Linked DNA regions of Homo sapiens: region 1 is linked to region 2. A link is a loop called in an ENCODE intact Hi-C map of the cell type or tissue named here. Cell type or tissue: adrenal gland. All regions are shown on one strand. Each heading gives the region's core, and the rest is flanking DNA. Links, peaks and the distances in the headings are about the cores only.

Region 1 (8,895 bases), core at 896-8,895, 220 kb before region 2:
GAAGAAGAAAAAAAAGCAGATAGAAAATGCTGTTAAACCTGGCAGAACTCCAGGGTGGGTAATTACATTCTTTGGGGTGTGTTCTCACCACACACACAGTCTGTGGATTATTTTGGAGCCTTCTGTATGAATTGTGCTAGAAAACATGAAAAAATATTATCATTATTATTTTTTAAAACATCTTTAAAAATAAGGCCTTTCTAAAGCCACAGAGGCACCCTCTCTCTGATTGCATTTTTGCCAGTTGGTTAGCTGTCAGCAATCTGTTCTTAGATCATAAATTTGATGGTCCCCCCACCCCCTTGAATTGCTTTACACTAGAAACCTAAAATGTTAAAGCCAGAAGAAACCTTGGTGAAACACCCATATTTTGCAGATGGAGAAACTAGTCCAAGAAGGGAAGGAACTTGCCAATACCACTATCACAGGTAATAGGAGGTAGAGGAGAGAATGGGCCTCCCCAGACCTGACATCTGTCCTTTCTCTCCCTTACCCCAGCCCCTGCTGTCAAATGGAGTTACAGAGTGTCAGAACCAGAAGGGTCTGTAGCCATCACCACATCTAATCTTGTCATTTAATAGATGAGGAAACAGTCTTGTAGAGGAAATGGACTTGGCCCCTAAATTGATACTGGGCATGAGAAGTGGTTGGACTCTTGTCTCCAGGATTCCACTGGCACTCCGTGGCCTGTCAGTCAGATCAAGCTCAGAGGCACTACTCTTACCCTACCCCTTTTTTCCCTAAGTCACTATATTCCATATCCCATATATGTGTGTGTATATATATATATATTCCATATTTCTACTTTTCCTTGAGAAAAGAATCTGAGGATCTAGCCACTCTAGGCCTACAATTCCTCATGGTAATAATCTGCTGCCTATTGAGTCCCTGTGGCCACCTTTAACAGGGCACAGTCTCTCTAGTTCCGTTTGTCTTCCCCATTCTCCCCAACTTGGCTCACTTCATTCATTTCCCTGCCTGGCTCAAGGAAGCATTTGCATTTGTAATCCCTGTCCAACACCATTCTCCTTGATTTGCGGTGTCAAAACAAAGCCAAAATAAGTAAATCTTAGACTGTTTTGGCTACATGGTAAGAGGACTTAAAGTATGCCAAAAATATGAGCTGGGATGGGTCATAATTAATTTGAGGAGTAGGTGCCATGCTGTCTCTAGAGCACAATTTGAGCAGCATTTGGAGGCTTTTCCAATGGGATGTCAGCCACCTGGAGTTCCTCCATTAGATACTTAACTGCTGGACTTTAATGAGCACCCATCTTCAGATATCCCACTTTAAAATATGAAAAGTCTTAAAAGATAATCAACTTAATTTTTCTTCAGTGTAATATAATGGGAGGGACGCTGCAGGGTCCTGGTGCCCAGTCCCTGGCATGCCAATCACTAGTCCCCTTAAGGAAGGTTTTTTGGCCTCAATGCTATTTATATTTGGAACCAGATAATTCTTTTTTGTGGGGTGGATGCTCTGTGAATTGTAGGATGTTTAGTGGCATCCCTGGCCTTCACCCATGAGATTCCAGGGGTACAATTCCATAATTGTGAGAACAAAAAACATCTCTGGACATTTTTGCCAAATATCCCCTGGGGGAGAAAATTGCTGTCAGTTGAGAACCACTGTCTTAAGCTAATCATGTAGCCACTTTGAAGACTTTGCCACTTTGGGAATGGCAAATAGGACTGGGGACTCTAAAGAGAGACAGCATGATGAGCTAATAAAGGATGACGTCAAATAAGTTATTTAGGGAAATGAAGCTGTTTGGTAGGTAGTTCTAACCTTTGAGGATGAGGAAATGAGAAAATCACCTTCTACCAGTGGTCAATCTTTTCTTTCTCATGCACATGCCCGCTATTGTAACTAGCATACTAAAAATGCCCCCATGGCTCATCATGGTCCACCAGGAATTCAGTGGGTTCCAAATCCTGACACTGACTTCCTCTAAGTTCCAAGTTCCCCAGTACACTCTTCCCAGTTATGCACTGCCGGCTCCAGGCTAACAGAGCACGTGGCATTCTTTCCTGCCCCCAGCCTTTGCTGGGGCTCTTTCCTTGGTTTGCATGTCCTTCCCAGTCCTCAGTTACTGCCTATAATCTCCTCATCCTTCACGGCTCAGTTCTTTTGAAGCCTTGCTGGATCCCCACAGACAGACACACTGATTGCATCCTTCTTTGCTCCCCCGCTGCTGTGTTTACATCTTTTAGAGCACTTGTCATGGTCTTTCTGGGTGACAGTTGTCCGGGTTCGTCTGTCTTCTTCTTCTGCCACATTCACCTGCCTTGAGGCAGAGACTGTGTCTGATTCCTCTTCATATTGCCCAGCACCTGGCACCCTGTGAGATACAGAATAGGTTCCCCACCAACATTTGAAATGAAGAGAATTATAAAGAAACATGGAATAAACATTGAACCTAATGTAGTTTGACCTAGATGCCTACACTTGAAATATGTAAGTTCTATATTTAATCAGTGAACAACTATGTATTTAATAGACCAAGGGGAGCTATTGACCATACTTGAGCAGGGCAATGACGTAGACCTCTGTTTTAGGAAGATCTGCTTGACTATATGATTTATAATGACCATGGAAAATTCATCTTTTTGACTCCCTTAAAAGTCCCCTCCCTACAAAGTATGCAAAACAAATCTTACCTAATGCAGGGGGACATTGAGGTTTTGCTTGTAAAGGGTCTAAAGAGCTTCCTCTAAAAGGTGATTGCAAGGTGTGAAGCCTTTAATGACAGCCTAATTATTATTATTACCAGGCACAAAGCTTAGGGAACCTAAAAGATCCCCAGGTACTATTCAAAGTAGTAAGATACAAAAACTGAAAATGGAGAAATTAAAAGATGGAATCATTAAATCAGAGACTCTTAATGTTGGCAGAGACCTTAGAAGTGATCTTTCCTGATTCTGTTCTCTCATCTTCCTATGCTGATGCTTATTCTTCCTTTAGAAGGTTCCTACCCAGTGCTTGCTGTTATTAGAGCCTAAGAGTTAAGAGCTGGGGCCTGATGGTGGCATTTACTGTGTTTAAATGCCCAATCTCTTTCATTAGCAGTGAAAACTTGGGGTGAGTTTTTAGACCTCTGTTTCTTCATCTATAAAATGGGCATGAGGCTACCTACACAGGTATTGTACAAATAAATGATGCAGGTGCATTTCTTAGCATGGTACCTGGCACATTCAAAATAGTGAATAAACATTAGCCTTAAAAATTATTTTAGCTAATTAATTAATATATGTGAAAGTGCATAGGAAATCACAAAGCATTTGACCTCCAAGTTGTTCCTATTTTGGGGCTTCATTGTACATGGTCAGATATTTTTTACAAATCCCAGTCCTTGTAGCTGTCACTCAAGTCCACATGATATACAGTCCTGGTGAGGGAAGTGAAGAGTCTGTGGATAAAATGGCCTATTCATATGGCAAAGCAAAATGGAGTCCAAAGTCTATTATTTCTTTCTTACTAAAGACAAAGTTGACTTTCCTTTTCCTGGATCATCTCCTGTTGGACAGGAGTCCTGGCCAGGGCAGTAAGTCAACTGGTAACGGCCAAAGCACTCAAGTTTGTAGGTTGTACTGTACATCTTAGTAGGTCTGTGTCTTTATGACTTAATCCCAGAAGTCTTATCTTTTTCATCTGTAAAACAGGGCTCATGGCCACTTTACAGGTTTGGAGTGAAGATAGATGGATAAAAATCTGTAAAGTTCCTTCAAAAACTGTATTCTGTGGCGGCTAGTGGCTGCTGCTTTGCATTTAACACTACTATCCTGAACACAGCTGATCTCTCTACAGGTTATTTCAGCAGAAGCCCTGGTCTAGGAGAGTCTATGAAGTTCCAGCTTACACCAGACATGACCAGCATCCAGAAAGACCTGAAAGAAGCTTGAATCCTCTCACTAGAATCCCTGCAAAATGACTCATGTAATTGCTCTGTGTAAGTATCCTTAGTCTTTATTGTACACCCACACGATTCTGATGCTATAGACTCCTGTGGAATGCAGGGAAAGAGAGAAGGGGGCCCATTTTAAATGCCTAGGATTGAAAAGAGACCACCGTTTCACTTGTAAAGGTAGACAGGGACTGTCAAATACCTGGTCAAAATACCTGCCAGTCACTCCAGATCCTCCCTTGTTTGTCTATCTGTCATTCCTTCCATTAGGAGAGAGAAAGCTTTTTTTTTTTTTTCCTTTAAATTTCCTAGGAGGGATTTCTAGGGTCTTTCCCTCAGGAATTAGTTGTAGGAATAATTGGGCCAGTGGAGTGCAGGAGATATATCCAGCGCAGCCCATGCACTCCTAGAAAAAGTGACCTAGATCAAGCAGCTGGTGGATTGAGGACTATTGTGGGGACCCCCTGCCACCTACTGACTTACAGCTGAACCCACATTCCCAGCAGCTTCAGCCTGGGGGCTGGGGGAGCGGGCAGACCGAGCTCAGAAAGGCAGGGGAGGGTAAAGAGGACTGTGGGGTTGCCCCTTTCAGGACCAAGTGCCACGTGTCACACACCCCCACCTCCACCTTTCTGCACACACAGAAAGGAGGATAAGGTGAGGATGGGAGGAAGGGGGAACAGGTAGGGAGGTCGGCTGTGGAACTCCAAGCTAGCTCGGTGGGTATTAGCATAGAGCTTGCTGCCTGTGTGAGTGTGAGGGGGAGAGCGAGAGAGAGCAAGGGAGGGAGAGAGAGGCAGGCTGCGAGGGGAGAGGAGAGGGAGTGGGGGAGCCAGCGCTCCAGCTAGCATGAGGACGGGCTTCTTTTCCCGTGCTCAGTTAATCTGGCTGTCAGTTGGTGTTAACGCTGCAGTTTAAGTGTTCGGATTCCAAGGGAAACAGACAAACCTCACGAAAGGAAGGAAGCAAGCAAGCAAGGAAGGAACTGCAGGAGGAAAAGAACAGGCAGAACAGCGAGAAGAATAAAGGGAAAGGGGGGGAAACACCAAATCTATGATTGGACCTGGGCTTCTTTTTCGCCAATGCAAAAAGGAATATGCAGCACATTTTTGCCTTCTTCTGCACCGGTTTCCTAGGCGCGGTAGTAGGTGCCAATTTCCCCAACAATATCCAGATCGGTGAGTGAGGGGGCAGCCTGGGGAGGGACTTTCTGGGTCTGGCCAGGGATTTTTTTGGGGATAGGGGTTGTGTACCCCCTCCCCGGTACTGACTGTTTTGCTTGGCTCCCTAAAGCTGTGCTGCGGTAACAGAAGGGAGACTTGGGCTTACAGCCAGAGGAGGGGGCTTCTCCTGATCGGATGAGGGGCAGAGGGGAAGTGTTCACACACGCACACATACCCTACTCGCACTCCAGGCAAGAGCATGTGAAATGGAGGAACCATCGCTTTGGAGGAAAAAAAAAATCAGGCTGGAAAGGGTGGTGGGTGTTTAAGGAGTTAACTCTATTGCTTGGTAGATGGTGCTTGATTCCATTTTTAATGTAAGTATGTATGGTGTGTGTGTTTTCACGTGTGTGATTATATATTACATATGCACATATATATGTAATTGAAGGAGGCAGTGCTTTCTCTGCTGGGGGACAGAAAAGAGACCCTCGAGAAGAAGGAGTGAGGGGTGCTGGGTATATTGCAGCCACTGAAATAATGCCAGAAGGCCCCCACTCCAAGGCGGGTAGGCTCCCTCTCCTGTTCTGGACTCCTCCAGCTGCCTTCTCTTTGCTGTCTGCCATGCTGCGCTGGTGGTCTCCACTCCCCCGATCCTGGAACTTCCTCGCCTGCCTTTTCTCCGTTCCTTCCTTGCCCCCTCCTCTTAGATTTCCTATCCACAGAGGTCTACCTTTTACACACACAAACACACACACGTACACATGCTCCTTTCTCCTCCTGTTGGCTCTCCATTATCCTTGTTACTGGGCTCCATCCTCTCAACTTGGAGGCAGGTTTCAACATGCTGCATGCTTTTTTTGTTCCCCATTTCCCCTTCTTAGTTGTTACACTTCTCAAAGGCCCCGCCACCCTCCCTGTATTTCTGAGGGGACTGACAGATATTGCTACTCCTGATAATCATGAGGGAAAGCAAAACAAACAGAAGCAATAACACCAATCACAAAGCATGTCCACAAGGGCTTGGGGCTTCCGTGTGACCAGCATGTCAGTGTCGTTTGTGTCCCGGAATGAAGCAAGCTGCTGTGTTTGGAAGCATCTTCGTTGGTTTGGTTTCTAGTCTCTCTCCCCTGGTAGGGAGATAGCTCCACTAGGGAAAGTTCGCATTGCTGGGAGTTTGTGCTCTTTTGTGAGTGTGTGTTTGAGGGGGGATGTGGTGCAATTGATATTTTGTCGGGCATACATGTGCTGCAGTACCCATCTCTTTCAGCCTCTCCAGCTAGCTGGCGGCTTGGAGTGGCCATGGAGTAACTTGCTTTGTTTCCTGACACCTGTTAAGCTACATCCTGAAGTGTGTACGTATCTGTGTGTTAGTGCCTAACACGCAAAACTTCCTGCCTTCAGGGGAGACACTTCCCTTGTAGCCCAGCCCGTAGCCTTCTACTCCTCAACCTCCCATCCTTTCTCTTTCATTCATTGCAGAGGAGGAGAAAGGGGACAGGGAAGTGTTTGGGGTGTGGTCATCTGGGGGGAAGGGGGAGCATCATAATCAAGAATTTTTTTTGTTTTCATTCTTTAAAATGGGAGCACTTGTACATGTGGAAATCACTGGCTCTTACATGTGGCATTGTTTACATTTGTGCTTATATACTACCTATCCTTTGTGGCTTGGAAGTGTTTGTCTAGTATATTTGTGTATATAGTAAATGGTATAAATGCATGAGGATGTTTCATGTATGTGCTATGTTTTCTCATGTATCTCTGCATATTTTTAAAATTATATTTAGCCCTAACTTGGTTGTTCAACTGATAAAGCCATTGCTACTGTTTTCAAAAAAAAAAGAGATTGAAGCATTAAATTGTAGAACAAAATGCTGAAAATATCACTGCCATCAGGTAGTACTTGATTCTATTTGTGTGATCTGTAACAAAAGGCTTGCAATCCATTTATTGGTTCTTAAAAACAGACACCCACTCTACAAGAAGTTAGAAGTGCATTATGTTTGGACTGTGATTACTGTCAGATTTGAGATAAACTTCTATGTAAACATCATTATAGTTCAGTCTCTAGAAATGGCTGATTTTAATTCACAGAAATGTAATTGATTTACATGTTGACAGTAAATACAAAGGTAAGCCATGGACTCTTGTTTCTCGGAACAGGCATCCCATCAGGCACCTTTACTATACCTTTTACTAGAATAGAATGTTTGTATCCTCTTGAGATGCCTAAGATCCCACATCTTTGAAGCACAAGGTTCCACCATGCAAACACACAATGGCAATCCCTTATGTAACAAGTCATTCCTAGGTAACTGGGATCATGTGTGGTGAAAGAGTAAGCAAAACATTGTTTGCAGAAAAGCAAGAGTTTTTAGAGAAAATGAATAATAAACCTTAGGGGCAATAGAATAGTTAAATTGCATGCAGGTCTTGCTAGGCCAAAGACTAAAAACTGTCCATGTAAACAGTTATAGTAGTGGAGAAGCCCACAGGGTCCCAGAGCTAGATTTCAATCACCCTGCAGCACTGATTAGTACCTACTTCCCGTAAGGCTCTCTGGTGAGAGATGAGGCTGATGTAAGAAAAATTAGACATGACTAGAGGGTGAGGGGGCTTATGTGTATGTTTATATAAGAGAATAGCAGCTCCTAGGTGGTTTGCACAAGGGAGGAAGAAGAGAAATGGCACAAGTCTCCTGTTTTCTCTGACTTTAGCTGAGTTGAGGGGTACACAATCAAATGTTTGAGCAAAGTAATAGATATTAGAGGCCCATGTCACAAAAAAGCTCATCTGTAGGAGTTTAAGTTTCAGTGTCCAGTTAAGCCTATTTGAACTCTCATCTCTACCACTCAAGGCTACAGCTAGTGAGTTTGGCATGGGGAGAAGAAAAGGACTCATCTGGAGTGAGTCGTGAGGAACTAAAACCTGTCTCTAGCCCATATACCATGTTGCATTTTCTTTTCTCATAGGGGGATTATTTCCAAACCAGCAGTCACAGGAACATGCTGCTTTTAGATTTGCTTTGTCGCAACTCACAGAGCCCCCGAAGCTGCTCCCCCAGATTGATATTGTGAACATCAGCGACAGCTTTGAGATGACCTATAGATGTAAGTAATTGCTTCTATTTCTGAGATGTCTTTCTGCGCTAGACCAATGAAAGGAGGGCCTGTGGGTAGGTGGTGGTGTTGCAAAAATGACTTCAGTTGCCATTCGTCTTTGTAAGAGAAAGCCCTCCAAGAAAAATTTCTAGAGGCTTCTGAGTGATTCCAGCAGTTGGCATTTTAGCCCCTGCAATGCTTCATGTAATGGATTTGCTTTTTCACTGTCAGCTAACTTTAATGCCAGCACGATGGGTGCTTGGGTTGACTGCATCTTCCCTACCTTGCAGAGGTTTTCTGGCACAGCTGAGAGAGTTTTACACATACGAATCTTCTGAGAGGCATAGAATTAAGGGTCCTGAGTTTGTGAAAATGTGGTTTAAAGTGCTTAAGGCATTTCCTATCTACATGTTAAATGGACAGAATGTAGCTTGATAAGAAATAATAGCTGAGAAGTTGTACACATCTGGTTCTTCATTTTCGGAAGTGACCAATAATTAAAACTTGGTGCCTTGGTCATTTTAAAAATAGCTTGAGGAAATTGGTTGTTTAAGGCACAGTTTGTAGGATGGTCATTGAGCATCAAACAGAACAAAGGTGGCCTCAAGAAGAAGGGATAGATAAATCTCTGACATCTGAATTGAATGCATTGTAAAATGTGGGCAACAAACACCATTCTGAGTTTTCCTGGCAACTAGGAATGAAAAGGAAGCCTGTGCTCACATG
Region 2 (8,000 bases), core at 1-8,000:
TCTTTCTCCCCACTATTCCTCCAGGGGTTTCAATCTTGTGGTCCATAAACTGAATCTTCTGTCAGACAGGTTTTTGTTTAATCTGTACAGAATTTGGCAATGGTTACCCAAAACTGAGTGGTAGCTTCCCTCTTGAACAGGTCCGCGCATTCACGGTTCACCCCAGCCCCAACCTGACCTTCTTTGTTCCTGTGTTACTCAGCTGGCCCCAGAGGGTGTTTGAGTTTGTGACCTCTGGCTGCAAGAGGATTTTCAAACTATGCTTTCCGGACTTCTGAGGGTTCCACTAGGGTATCATAGGAGTTGACATTGAGGTGAAGAGGAGACTGAACAACATATCCAGCCTCCCTCCTCCCTGATTTTCATAAAACAACTCTACTCTATGCCTCTTTTTCATTAATAAAATGGAAATAATAGTTTCTACCTCAAATCTTGTTGGAAAGTTTAGAAGTATGTATAGATCCTATAACACAGTACCCAGCCTTCACACAGGAAGCGCTATAACTGGATGCTTTTTTTATTATGTTAATTGATTTTTTTTAACTTGGATTTTGTCTAAACTTCACTGGAAGAAACGATGCCACTGTTCACACTGATTTGAAAGCCTAATACCTTCTTCTAGAGAAGTCCATTAACAAAGCAGAAATAGCCAGTGGTTTATGCCAGAGACCAGCCACATCTGGATTCCTAAGACTCCTCCTCATAGGAACTGGGAGGAAGGGTTGGTGACTTTGGCTGAAAGGTCTGACAGACACAAGAGTGAACTGCCAAAGGAAGTTAGAACTTTGATCCACTTGAGATGGACTTTTTTTAATCAAGCCAACCTTGGTTAACCCCAGAGTTTAGGAGCCTGTAAAATCTCCCTTGAGAGAGTGAGAATGTATTAAAATGTTTCTTGGAAATATATGTAGAAGAGAAGAGACATATACTTCATCTTACCTTGAACCAGACAAAAACACAAGGATGCTAAGACAATGATCAAAGTTAGAGACTAAGAAGACAATGAAAAACATCAGTAGAAACTTTTGTTGTCATTGTTGTTTATATATTTCCTGATGAAGTCAGTAAGTTTCATGACCTTCTGATATGCACAGCACTATGTTAGACACTCTGGGTGCTGCAGTAGAAGGGGCTTTTAAAGCTGACATTCATCAAACATCCTTCCAAATGAGCTTCAATTAACTGATCTTGCTGCTTATTTAAAGAAAATGTCATAAACCCTTCCTAATTTAGTATTTGGGGAAATCAATTTCATCTGAATTGCATATATCTGCACTTATCCACAAGTAGCTTTAACTCTTTCTAATCTCTTCAAAGTTGATGTTAATGTCTAGTAACCAAAACCAACAAAATGTGGCTAAGTGTAATTGTCTGCAAATAACATCAAAACCTGACCATAGTAATATGGTAAAGACAAAGATAACCCAGTAAAGAGGGTTATCTTTCTCACATATAAGAAAAGTGGTAGCAGGTAGTGGCTTGTGGTGAAATCCAGATTGGCCATTCTGTAAATTATCTTGGCCTTTTCTTCTTGTTCATAAGATGGCGGTTCCCAAATATTGTGTCCATGTTCAAACAGCATGAAGGAAAAAAAGTGTTGCCTTCTATTTCTGTCTTTTTGGATCAGAAGAACAAAAGCTTAACAAAATACTCTCCACCCCACACAGATGTCTGCTTCTTTCTCATTGGTCAGGACAGTGGCCATGATTATTTCTAGTGGCAAGAGAGGCTGAGAAGGCAAGAATTTAGGTTTTCCAACCTCTAGAGTAGGCAGGGTAGGAATCGATATTGGGGGAATCAACTGGCAGTATTGGCCACTGTGCCTAAAATCAATGTTTTCTGCACTGGCACCAGGAATAGATAGAAATAATCCAGAATTAGCACAGTCAATGGTGTATGCCAGCGAATGCTACTGAAATGCTTTAAAGACTCCTCCACCCACCCTTTGAAATGTATATTCAATAAATTGGTTTTGTATAACCCATTTTAACAGTGAAAGTTAAAAATCACTTCAGCTATGATCACAGATTACAATTTATTTTTTTAATTAGGTTGATGGTGAGATTAAAAAGGGACCCATGAATTTACTTTTAAGCCTGCTTCTTGTTCAAAAAAAAAAAAACAACTTTTTTTTTTAACTCAGTCACCCCAGCTGGAGTGTAGTGGTGCAATCTCAGCTCACTGCAGCCTTGACCTTCTGGGCTCAAGCCATCCTCCTACCTCAGCCTCCTGAGTAGCTGGGACTACAGGCACAAGCCTCCACACCCAGCTAATTTTTGTATTTTTTGTATAGTTGAGGTTTCCCTATGCTGCCCAAGCTGGTCTTGAACCCCTGAACCCAAGTGATCTGCCTACCTTGGCCTCCTGAAGTGCTGGGATTGCAGACATGAGCCACTGTGCCCAGCCCAAAGACCTATTTTTAATAGATATTTTAGATTTTGAGGAGTATGTTAAAGAAGGAATAAAAATCATCACAGACAAAACTTATCTTTAGTACCTTCAACTTTCATTTCTGATCCATTTCCCCATGTGTGTGGTCAAGATCATTCATTTATTCAACAGATATTGCTAACTGCCTACGACATGCAGGGTATGGTTCTAAGTGCTGAGGATATGAAGATATATTGGTGATGGAGTGTGGAGGGCAGGAGCCTTTGCTTCAAGGAGCTGGCAGTATAGAGATATGAGAGACATTAAACAAATTATCGTGAATGTGTAAGTTGGGATGTGCTATGAATAAAATGAACCTGCTGTTGCAATAGATAATACAAGAAGTGGAATTAAACAAGCCTTACTTAGAGTGTTCTGAGAAGGTTTCTCTGAGGAGCTGATGGGTAAGAATGAGCTAGACTTGTATAAAGCTAAGAGACATAAATAGCCATATGCAAAGGTTCTCAGGTGAAAAGGAGTTTACTGCTCTCAAGGACTGGAGGAGTGACAAGTATGTCTGGCTTACAGTGAATCAAGAGAACGGAGGTTTGAGATAAGATTGGAGGAAGAAGCAGAGGCCTGCGCAGGGCCCTGTGGTCACATTTTAAATTTGATGTTTTATTTTAAATGCAATGGAAGACCATTGGAGGGTTTTAAGCAAGGGAAGGATTGATTTGCATGCTAAAATACCACTCTGGGGAGCTATGAGGAAAATGAATTGCGGCAGAGAAGAGTCCAGAGTGGAAGCAGAGGGACCAAACAAGAGTCTCTCATAGCCATCCTGAGGAAATTACAGTGATGGAAATTAGAATGATGGTCATCGACATGGATTTATGGTTCACTCTGAGACTAGAATTGACAGGACTTGCTGATGGATTGGATCTATGAGGATGAGGAGGGGGAGGAATCAAGGGTGAGTCCAAGAGGGAGGAAGCATTTGGAAAACAGGGAACCACAGTTCCAGGGACTATTAGCTCTGGGCAGGATCAATAGGATGCTCTAGTCTACCCACCCCATGTTACACATGAGGAAACTGAGGCCAGAGAGGGAGGGAAAGACATTTTATCTAAGATCACCCAGGCGATACCTATGGCTGATTGGTGCCCAGTCCAATGCTACCCTACTGTGTAGTCTCAGCCCAAGGCTCCATTGCCTTCAAATGAACTGAGAGTGAGCTTCTTCAGCTTATTACACCCATGGCCCCACTTTCCCAATGGCTTCTCCATGGCATCAATATTTTCCTGGGTTCAGGTGACCTTAGTAAGAGAATGAGAGGAGGTTAGAGGGTGCTAGGAGAATGGAGGAAAATGGGAAATTATGACTTTAGCTTTCAGAATTCTCTCTTTTATTCTTGATCATAGACTGAATTGGAATGTGTAATAATTGTCTCCACCTAGTGGAGATAATTACTCTCAGGAGAAGAAGTCTAAGGCGGGGGGAGTGATGGTGCTTTGGAGGTCTCCTGGAGCCTGATATCATAACCTCCTCCCTCCACTAATTTATTTATTTATTTATTTTTTCCAAGACCGAGTCTTGCTCTGTTGCCCAGAGCTGGAGTGCAATGGCATGATCTCGGTTCACTGTAACCTCCACCTCCCGGGTTCAAGCAATTCTCATGCCTCAGCCTCCCCAGTAGCTGGCATTACAGGCGTGTGCCACCATGCCCAGCTAATTGTTGTATTTTTAGTAGAGATGGGGTTTCACCATGTTGGCCAGGCTGGTCTTGAACTCCTGACCTTGCGATCTGCCCACCTCAGACTCCCAAAGTGCTGGGATTACAGGCATGAGCCACTGTGCCCAGCCTTGTTGAGGGCCTTTTAACTGACTCACGGTAGGAAGATGGTGGCCAATGAGGACAGCCCAAGCCAATAACCAACGATAGCCTGACCTTTGCATTCACATACAAGTTTCATAGTAACCAGTATGCCTTTGGCACTGAGAGTCTATGAGAAACCTTCCTCTTTCCCCTCTTTCCCCCTCCTGCTCTCTGTCCTCCCATCCCAGCAAGAGCTGTGCAAACCCATTTCTCTTGCTCTTCTTGATGTCACTGTAGTATTGTGGGGAAGAGAAAGAGCCTGAGAGTAAATATTGAGGCAAGTTGATGAAGGCAGCCTGAAATTGTCAAACATTTCTCATTTTGAAAATGCAAACGTCATTTAGGCCACAGGTTCATTTCTACAAGGAACAGTGTCACAAGGATGTGTCAAAAATGATGAGCAGGAAATGTGCGATAGCTAATCTGGGTCTTGGGACTAGGCATGGGGGTTTCTGCTGGGACCCTCTGCGTCAGAATTACCTGGGATGTTTGTCCAAATGCAGGTTCTCAGACTTCATTTCAGCTCTCTAGAATTTGAAACTCTGCAGTTGGAGAGAAAGTTCTACATGTTTCACAAGCCTCCCCACCCACTTCTGCCCCAGGGCTGATGGGATTAAAGTTTGGAAGTCATTGAACTAGGGTGCTGCCCAGAGAAGTCAGCTTAAAAGTACAGAAAGCAAGGCCCATATGGCAGCTAGAAATGATGCTGAGTCAACATTGAGTTTGATATTGAGTCAAAAGCCGTAAACATGGAGCCCAGGGTCCGCCAGCTCACTACCCTATAGTATGTTACATGCTGGGTGAGCGAGGCCCTTGGCACAGGAGTGTTGACTGTGGCCTTCAAAGCAGGGGCCTGGCTGTCCTGATGACCCTGCCTTCTGCAGGCCAAGCCAGCAAGAGGAACTTACCAAGGGTTTCACCAGCATATTTCACCTTGACAGTTTTTTCCTCTCCATTAGCAAGCAACACCAACACAAAGGGACTGGCCCAGGTGAGGTGATTCTGCAGTCATGGCAGGTGTGAAGTGTGCATGGACTGTGTGGGGGTGGCCCCCATCATGGGAGATAGGGTGTGGAACTCCAGATCAGTGGCTCCTACTTTTTCCATTTTAATCTTCTGCTACCTGATGGTGAGACCCAGAACCAGGTTCTGCTACTGAGCAGTTTTACAGACCTTTGAGAAGAAGAGTAGAAGTTTCACAAGCTCCAAAGGCAGCATGGAAATGTTAAAATGAGTGCAGTGACAGGAGAATAAAAGCCTTCACTGGATATGCAAATGAAACCATCATTTTCTGTGTCTCAGCCTGCAGTTCTGGCCATCAGCAAGGGGGAAGCATAATTGCTGTCTCTAGATTGTTCTGGAAGTTTATACTTTGAACATTTTAATTGACGGAGAGATTTGTTTTCTCCAAAATTACAATAGGAAAATTTTCAGAAAGTTTTTCACAGAGCTGAAAGGGATATTGAGGACCAATTATTCATTTATTTATTCATTAAGTGTTTCTTTAGCAACTGTTATTTAACAAACATTGTTCAAGGTACTGTGAGAGACATCACAGAACATAGCAGACAAAAGCTCCTACTCTCCTGGAGCTTGCATTCCAGAGAGAAGAGGCAGGCAATAAATAAAATAAAAATGTGATTAACATGGCCATCCCAATTCGATAGGCGAGGATTCTGGGTGACAGGGAGAGGAAGGGACATAGCCAAAATCACACAGATAATTAGTGTAGGTTCAATAGCATAGGAGTGGAAGTCAGCCGGGGGCTGTGGTGAACGGCACATGCATGTGTCAGCTAGAGAGGATAGCTCCCCCTCGGCTCTGGATAGTCATTGCCATGGGAACTCCATGCAGACCAAACAAAAGCATGCCTAGATTCAGCTTGTACGCCACCAGTTTGAGAGCCCTAAAAGAATGGTGAGGAATAAAACAGCCACCGTATGTACTTACTGCATTTAGACACACTTGGAATATCGTATTTATATATACATTTTTAAGGGAATTTTTCTCCTTTTCCCCTCCATTTTTGATTCCAAGCATGAAATCTGATTGCTGTATTTTTCTTTCCTTTCATACACTTTGGAAAATCCAGACCATAAATGGTGGCTGCACTAAAAGAAAGATGGTCCCTAAATTCCTGTATCCAGAGAAACCTATTTATGGCTAGCTACATCTTCGTAGGTTCTGCATTTTCCCAGAGACGACCTCTTGTTTTTCTTTTAAACCCTCACTGGATATATGGCATCTGTGACCAAGAAACCCAGTTGTTCACCTGCAAAGAAGTATTGAGCTCTAGACAGAAAAAAATGAAAGCATAACTAATTGAATTGACGAGGAAAGTATGCTGAAACCCCTATGGGGAGCCTGATGGTTTTGAATATGAGTTAGGTACCACCATCCAACCGTGGTGAATGAATCATTTTTGCTACACCACTTACATATGCTTTTACCTCTAGCTATGTCCAACGGAGATAATAGGTGAATTAAGTCCAAGACACCCAGCAGAAAATAAATGGTGTCAAGAACACTAATAGAAACCACAAACCTAGCTGATGACAGTCACTGTTTGCATCTAGTGGCTGAAGGAGAAACGGCCTCAAAATAAGGAGGCATATTGCCTGCTAAAGCAGAGTGGAGTCCCACCCAAAGGCAGAAGTAGGACCAGCTGTTGTCACAAGGGATGGAGGAGGTGGTAAAGGAATTTAAAAAGAAGCTCAATCTCAGCTACTACTAACCCACTGGATGAGTCACTTTCTCTCTGTGTGTCTCACTTTTTCCTCTGCAAAATGGAAGTAAGATGGTCTCTAGTATGTCCCTAGCTCCCCACCTAAGGCTCACCTCCTTATGATTCCCAGCTTAGCCAAGGCTCCAACCAAGCCAAGTTGTGCTTCATTCTGTCTCCCAGCTCCATGCTCCCATTATGCCTTTATTGTTCCCTCTGCTTGGAGTGACTTTTCCCACCTTTCCTGCTCAACTCCTTCCCCATTTGCAAATGTTGCCTTCTCACTCTCCCCCAACCAACTCCAATTACTCCTCTGAATCTGTGATTTATAGTCATAGTTATAAGCTTGAACTCTGCAGCAGGGCCGGCTGGGATTGAATTCTGACTCTACTACCTACTAGCTGTGTGAGCTTTAGAAAATAACTTTCCTACATCCAGTTTCCACTTCTGGAAAACAGGAAAAATAATAAGACCTACCTCAAATGAGATATTTTGAGGATTAAATGATGAGATTCATGGAAAACATTTGCCTTGCACGGGGGTGACACACTGTAAATGCTGTTGTTATTGCTGCTGTTGCCATTGTTGCTGTCACCTACACCTCTCTGAGGGCATCTTAAATCTTCAACCCTGCACTATAGTTACCATGTCTGTTTCTTATTGAGACTGGTAGACTCATTTCTACAACTTATTCAAAACCTGACATGAGGGGTTGTATGTTCTAAATACTCAACATATGTTTGTTGAATGTCCATCTTCACAATAGCTAAGGACTCTGTCCTGTTTTTCATTTAATCAAGAGAAAATCGGCTAATAGGGAGAATTTCCAGCTGTCACTAACTACCTGTGTAACACAGGGCAACTCAGTCCTGGTCCCTGAATGGATTTGGAGAAGAAGTGGGAAGAATTGGAGATAAAGAAATAAAAGGAACCAGAAAATAAAGTTACCTTGTCATCCTAATGTTGCCAGCTACCCCACTATTCAGGAAAGCTCTGATCTCTTTGCTGGAAAAATAGTAGCAAAAATTTCTT

Evidence for each region. Hi-C counts contacts between places; a loop is a spot of excess contacts. Peaks named below come from ENCODE experiments on the same cell type or tissue, not always from the same donor. Only the 100,000 strongest peaks of a DNase experiment are listed, where the experiment ranks them.
Region 1: a loop joins it to region 2, with 5 times the contacts of the local background. A loop is called at or near these places in 42 of 110 quality-filtered maps.

What each region holds. Positions count from the first base shown.
Region 1 is chr5:153,485,888-153,494,782 of GRCh38, forward strand. GRIA1 (glutamate ionotropic receptor AMPA type subunit 1) reads left to right here and starts at 4,783. Exons shown (of 16, transcript NM_000827.4): 1 at 4,783-5,083; 2 at 8,041-8,178. The coding sequence starts at 5,002. In adrenal gland, for the core only: no CTCF peak of the experiment used is centred there; a DNase peak (open chromatin) is centred at 4,708.
Region 2 is chr5:153,708,117-153,716,116 of GRCh38, forward strand. All of the region lies in intron 11 of GRIA1 (glutamate ionotropic receptor AMPA type subunit 1), which reads left to right. Among named protein-coding and RNA genes, the nearest start is that of LINC01861, 190 kb to the right of the region's middle. In adrenal gland, for the core only: CTCF peaks have their summits at 3,831 (motif pointing left) and 4,031; no DNase peak of the experiment used is centred there.